2 separate regions of the Homo sapiens genome follow, and region 2 is linked to region 1. A link is a contact called in ENCODE Hi-C or POLR2A ChIA-PET data. All regions are on one chromosome and are shown on one strand. The core of a region is the stretch at or near the end of the contact, and the rest is flanking DNA. Distances in the headings are between cores, read along the strand shown. Region 1 has its middle 7.2 kb from the start of TRC-GCA11-1. Region 2 has its middle 3.6 kb from the start of TRC-GCA15-1.

What was found. A loop is a pair of places that touch in the nucleus more often than their neighbours do. ChIA-PET counts read pairs that join two places held with the same protein, here RNA polymerase II (POLR2A). Pooled maps may share reads with other maps.
Region 2: a loop to region 1 is called in a pooled map, with 2.2 times the contacts of the local background. The contact joins two enhancer-like sites. A Hi-C loop is called at or near these places in 4 of 168 maps with a recorded cell type or tissue (GM12878, OCI-LY7, mammary epithelial cell and 1 more), 19 of 37 single-sample maps with no recorded cell type and 14 of 50 pooled maps. POLR2A ChIA-PET finds 5 or more read pairs at or near these places in 3 of 52 experiments (H1, T-cell and activated naive CD4-positive, alpha-beta T cell).

What each region holds. Positions count from the first base shown.
Region 1 is chr7:149,421,045-149,423,744 of GRCh38, forward strand. No RefSeq gene overlaps it. Among named protein-coding and RNA genes, the nearest start is that of TRC-GCA11-1, 7.2 kb to the left of the region's middle. RefSeq lists an enhancer at 744-1,243 and a silencer at 1,375-1,624. Within about 2 kb of position 1,352, at least 17 of the 41 ENCODE cell types and tissues checked have a DNase peak (open chromatin) inside an H3K27ac peak, as active enhancers do.
Region 2 is chr7:149,579,762-149,582,461 of GRCh38, forward strand. It overlaps the pseudogene ZNF767P. Among named protein-coding and RNA genes, the nearest start is that of TRC-GCA15-1, 3.6 kb to the right of the region's middle. Within about 2 kb of position 1,395, at least 2 of the 41 ENCODE cell types and tissues checked have a DNase peak (open chromatin) inside an H3K27ac peak, as active enhancers do.

The sequences.
Region 1 (2,700 bases), core at 102-2,601:
AACCCCGGACAGGGCCGAGAAGGCAGGCAGGGCCTAGTGGGTCCTGAAAGATTTTGGACCTTACCCTAAGAGCAATGGGGAACCTCCCAAGCAAGAGAGGACTATGATCAAATTTGCCTTTTCAAAAGATTCCCTGGCCGCCCAGTGCTCCCACAGCATTCAAATCCGTTAAGAGTGAGGCCCCACAATAGGACAGAGGCCCTGCCGCCTGCACATCACTCACACGGAGGCACACGTCACTCAAATACACCGGGTGCTTGCCAGCCTTCCCACCGGCCCACAGAGCGGGGCTTCCTTGCCTGCTCCCCACACAGAACTAGGGGAGACGGCCGACCTGCGGGAGGATCGTCTGGCCCTATGCCTCAAACGCCTTAGAAAACGCTCGTACCCTGGACCAGGCAGTTCCACTCCAGGAGGTTAGTCTTTGCATGGCATTTGTTTTATTAGGGGGCCACCGCAGCCTGGGCTAAAGAATTTAGTCTTCGGAAAAAACTAGGCAGACATTTGAAAATATATCAAGGAAAAAAAGTGCAGGCCGGGCGCTGTGGCTCACGCCTGTAATCCCAGCACTTTGGGAGGCCGAGGCGGGCGGATGACGAGGTCAGGAGATCGAGACCAGCCTGGCTAACACGGTGAAACCCCGTCTCTACTAAAAATATAAAAAATTAGCCAGGCGTGGTGGCGGGCGCCTGTAGTCCCAGCTACTCGAGAGGCTGAGGCAGGAGAACGGCGTGAACCCGGGAGGCAGAGTTTGCAGTGAGCCGAGATCCTGCCACCGCACTCCAGCTTGGGCGACAGAGCGAGACTCCGTCTCAAAAAAAAAAAAAAAAAAAAGTGCAGCCTATCATGAGAGAGCGCCTCCAGGTCCACCTCCGCATGGGACAAACACAGCGAGCGGCCAGGAGCTGGGCCTCAGCCTTGGTTTCCTCATCTGCACAACGAGAAAAGTGGGTAGAATGCAGGCTGCCCGGGAAGAAGCTTGAGCAACCCTAAAGCTCGGGGTCAATTCACGGAGTCCCCTCTCCTTCTGGGACCCAAGGCCCTCCGGGTCTTCTGTGCTGTTTTGTGCCGTGGGTTGAGCCTTCGAGGTGGGGTAGGTCTCATATTTCCTGTGCTCTCAGATTCCTGCGGCCGCACCTTTGTTTGCACTAACTGTGTTTGCACCAACTGTGTTTGCACGGGGATTTGCTGGGGCCTTGGCCGGCAGGCCAGTGTGTGCAAGAAAAGCAACCTGACAGCGGCTCCTGCTAACCAGGGCTGGTTCGGGGCTGCGGCCGGGCGGCTCCCGCACTGCGACTAAGGGCCAGCCGGCTGGCAGGCGGGGCTGGGGCTCGGATGTCGGGACTAGCGGGTCTCTGGCGCGAGGCGGCCGCCACCACCGAGAAGGCCGCGCGCATTCCTAGAGCGGCCGCCAGCGGCCAGGTGAGGGCGCCGCGGCCTCCGGGGCCTCCTCGCCTCTGGCCGGCAGGGGGCAGCGCGCGGCCCCGCGCGGCCCGACGTGGCGCTGGCCCGGGAGGCAGCCCGTGGGCCGCCGGCGCGCCCTGCCGGGCACCCAGCAGCGCGCTCCCGTTCTCATCAGACGGGAGAAAAAACGCCCAGGCAGAGGAACGTCTAAAAGTCAAGTCATCAAAATTAATGTAATCGAGAAAATGTGCATATTTAAAATATGGATAGAGACGCATAAATACATCTTTAAAATAAAAATATAATCGTTTGTGTTAAGTCCTTGCTCCATTGGCTCTCAGCTGCACTCACAGCACCAGTGAGACCGACACGGTTGTGCCCCATCCCACAGGCGCCAAATGGAGGGCGCAGGGTTTTAGGAGCTCGCGTAGGGCCTCTCGGGCGGCAGCAATGGAGCCGCGAGGCCGGCGGGGAGACCGAGGACGGGACCCGCTGAGCTCTGGGTGAGCTGGGGGGACTCGAGGGGACCTGGATGGGCCAGAGGCCTGGCTTGGGGAAGGGCCCCTTCCCGGTTCCCCAAGGTCCCGGTGTGCCGCTGCCGTAGGGAAGCAGGAAGGCACGGCCGCGCCAGGCGACCTGAACGAGAGGAAGCCCGGGGTCGCCGCCCGCGGGCGCGGCTGGTGTTCATACCCAGCCAGGAAGGGCGGGCGGGCCTCGGGTGCCACGCGGCGTGCCCGGCGCTTTCCCCGCAGTCCCGCTTGCTGCCCGTCCCTGGACTCCTTATCAGGCAGCTGGGTGACCTTGCTGCAAAGGGCAGGGCCGTGGAGCAGGATTTCTGCCGCACACCAGCCACCTGCAACGGTGGTAAGAGGATTTGGCAGTGATCCGGGTACTCTACCTAATATTGGGGCTGAAATATCAGAAGGAATGATAAAATCCATTTTTAAGTGATAGCGTTTAAAGGTGTTGGATCAGGTTTAATGAAGAAAATCATCTCCATCCCAGCTGGGCAGAGATTTGGGATTGTACCCGTGTTTCTTCCCGCACATTGTCACCTGTGGCTTGTTCATCCGTTCATTTCGCGTGCACTGAGGACCTCTGAGGACCTTGCGCCAGACTCTGGAGCAAGCGCGAAATGAACAAAAGCCGGCCCTGCCCTTGGGAAAAATCAAACACACAATGGCCGCTGAGTGCACGCTCCGAGCACGCGCCAAGCCCTGGAAAGCCCGGTAGAGGGGACCCTCCAACCTCCCGCAGTGATGCGTGTGTGGCCAGGGGTCTTGCTAGGCTGCACCT
Region 2 (2,700 bases), core at 145-2,644, 160 kb after region 1:
CCTCAACCTGCTTTGGCTCATGCTCGGTGGGCTGCACCCACTGTCCTGCCCCCACTGTCCAACAAGCCCCAGTGAGATGAACCCGGTACCTCAGATGGAAATGCAGAAATCACCAGTCTTCTGTGTTGCTCACGCTGGGAGCTGTAGACTGGAGCTGTTCCTATTTGGCCATCTTGGAACCGCCCCCCACTACGACATTTTAAATAGGTGTCTACGTTTTAACTTCTTCCTTATTAGACACTAGGGTAAAGGTTTCATTATTTTCTGAAATCAGCAAATGCTGAGGCTAGAAAGTGGTGGTTCTTAACCCCAGATATAAATTAGAATCACTTGAAGAGTCCATGAAAGTGCCATTTCCCAGGCCTCACACCAGACCAATTAAATCAGAGCATCCAGGGTGGGGCCCAGGCATGATAAAAGCTCCCAGGAGGCTCTAGACTGTAGCAAAGGGCAAGACCCCACTTTAGCAGAGCTTCCAAGAAGCCTCCGTAGCCCAAGTCTCCCTGTTCCCACTCTGCCTCTTCTTATTCATCCTTAGGTGAACCCCAAATATCTAGAGAAAGGTCTCCATTAATTATGAAAGTGTATTTTGCCAAGGACGCAGATGCGTGTCTGTGACACTGACTCAGGGCGTCCTGACAACCTGTTCCAAAGGTGGTAGGGGCACAGCTTGGTTTTATACATTTTAGGGACACATGAGCTATTAATCAATACGTGTAAGATGTACACTCGTTCCATCCAGAAAGGTGGGACAACACCAGGCGAAGGTGGGACAACTGGAAGCTGGGAGGGGGCTTCCAGGTCATAGGTAGAGAAGAGACAAAAGGTTGCACTCTTTTGCATTTCTGATGAGCCTCTCTAAAGGAGGCAATCTGATAGAGATTTATCTCATAATCAGAGGGGTGACTTTGAATAAAATGGGAGGCAGGTTTGCCCTAAGCAGGTCTCAGCTGGACTTTTCCATTTAGCTTAGTGATTTGGGGCCCCCAAGATTGAATTTCATTTCACACTTATGTAGACAGCACTTAAAACTGGACCAGAGGCCGGGCGCAGTGGCTCACACCTGTAATCCCAGCACTTTGGGTGGCCAAGGCGGGCAGATCACGAGGTCAGGACATCGAGATCATCCTGGCTAACACGGTGAAACCTCGTCTGTACTAAAAATACAAAAAATTAGCCAGGCGTGGGGGTGGGTGGCTGTAGTCCCAGCTACTCAGGAGGCTGAGGCAGGAGAATGGCGTGAACCCGGGAGGCGGAGCTTGCAGTGAGCCAAGATCATGCCACTGCACTCCAGCCTGGGCGACAGAGTGAGACTGCGTCTCAAAAAACCAAAACCAAAACCAAAACCAAAACCAAAACCAAAACCAAAACCAAAACCAAAAACAAAACGAAACAAAACAAAAAAACTGGACCAGAACAGCATCTTCCAGGAACAAAGGCTGTTTCAACATTTCCTAGTTGTCTTAATTTTTCCCTTGCCTGATCCAGACATTCTCTCTGGGATGGGGTGGTATTGGTCTTCTATTTCCAAGACAAACCACCAGGATCTATAGCTCAATCAGTAAGCCCTTATAAGGCCAAGACAGTTTGCAGAGGATGAAATGTCAACATGTTAAAGTGTAAGTAAAGTTCTACGTTGTGTTCAGATGTTCCAATTATCAACGGCAATTTTACATCATAGTTAAGCTTTAAAGGTGAACTTCTGCAGAAGGGATCACTGAATTACATCAACCATCTCAAAAACTAGAGGATGTCATGGCGTTCTATGCTTTAGAGAACAAACAGCTTTTTTGACACAAATCTTAAAATTCATAGAGGTTCAACTATACAGCATAGAATTCTGAAGCACAATTCATGATTTTTAGTATCCCTTATACTAATCATGTTTTATGAACCTTTTTAAAAACTACCTTATATTTAATAATTCTTCAGATTTATATAAACAACATAAGTTTATACTTTAGATAGGTTGAAAACATGTTCTGGTAATAAAAGTATTTGAAAGCAGCAAAGTCTTACTATCTTTACATTGAATGGCAGGAAAACACAACAGAGAAGCAGGCACTGAAGACAGAGCCTGGTCAAGTGTAGTGTCACTTGAGGCTCTGTCTAATTTGATCATTTTGCAAATGACACTTTGCTCTACTCCTCTGAGTTGAAAATATTCTGCATCCTGTGACTCTCCTTATTAGTATAAGATGTATGGCCTGAAAAACAGAACTTCTTTTATTTTCAATGATATGTTTCATAATTTCTTACTCATTAAAGCGGATTCTTTTAACAAGAGATGTGAACTTTTTATTTAGTATTTTTTTCCCTCCAAAAAGTGGCACTGGTAACTCAAACGATAAATGCTAGAGGGGATGGATACCCCATTCCCCATGGTGAGCTTATTTCACATTGCATGCCTGTTTCCCAATAGCTCATGTACCCCATCAATATATACCACTATGTACCTACAAAAACTTAAATTTTTAAGAGGTAGCTTTTGCTGTTTCAGTTCCACACTTAGAGCTTTGGCCTAGAACTTGGGTACTTGCCCCTTTCCTGTCCCTGCCCTCCAATACCTTCTGTTAGTAGAAATGGTCTCTTGGGGCAGCCTCCTTCCTGTATCCCCATTACTGTTTCAGCTCCTCTACCCAAGCCCGCCAGCCCTCCAGCTACTCTATAAACAGTCTTCTTCCACCTTAACCTTGCCCT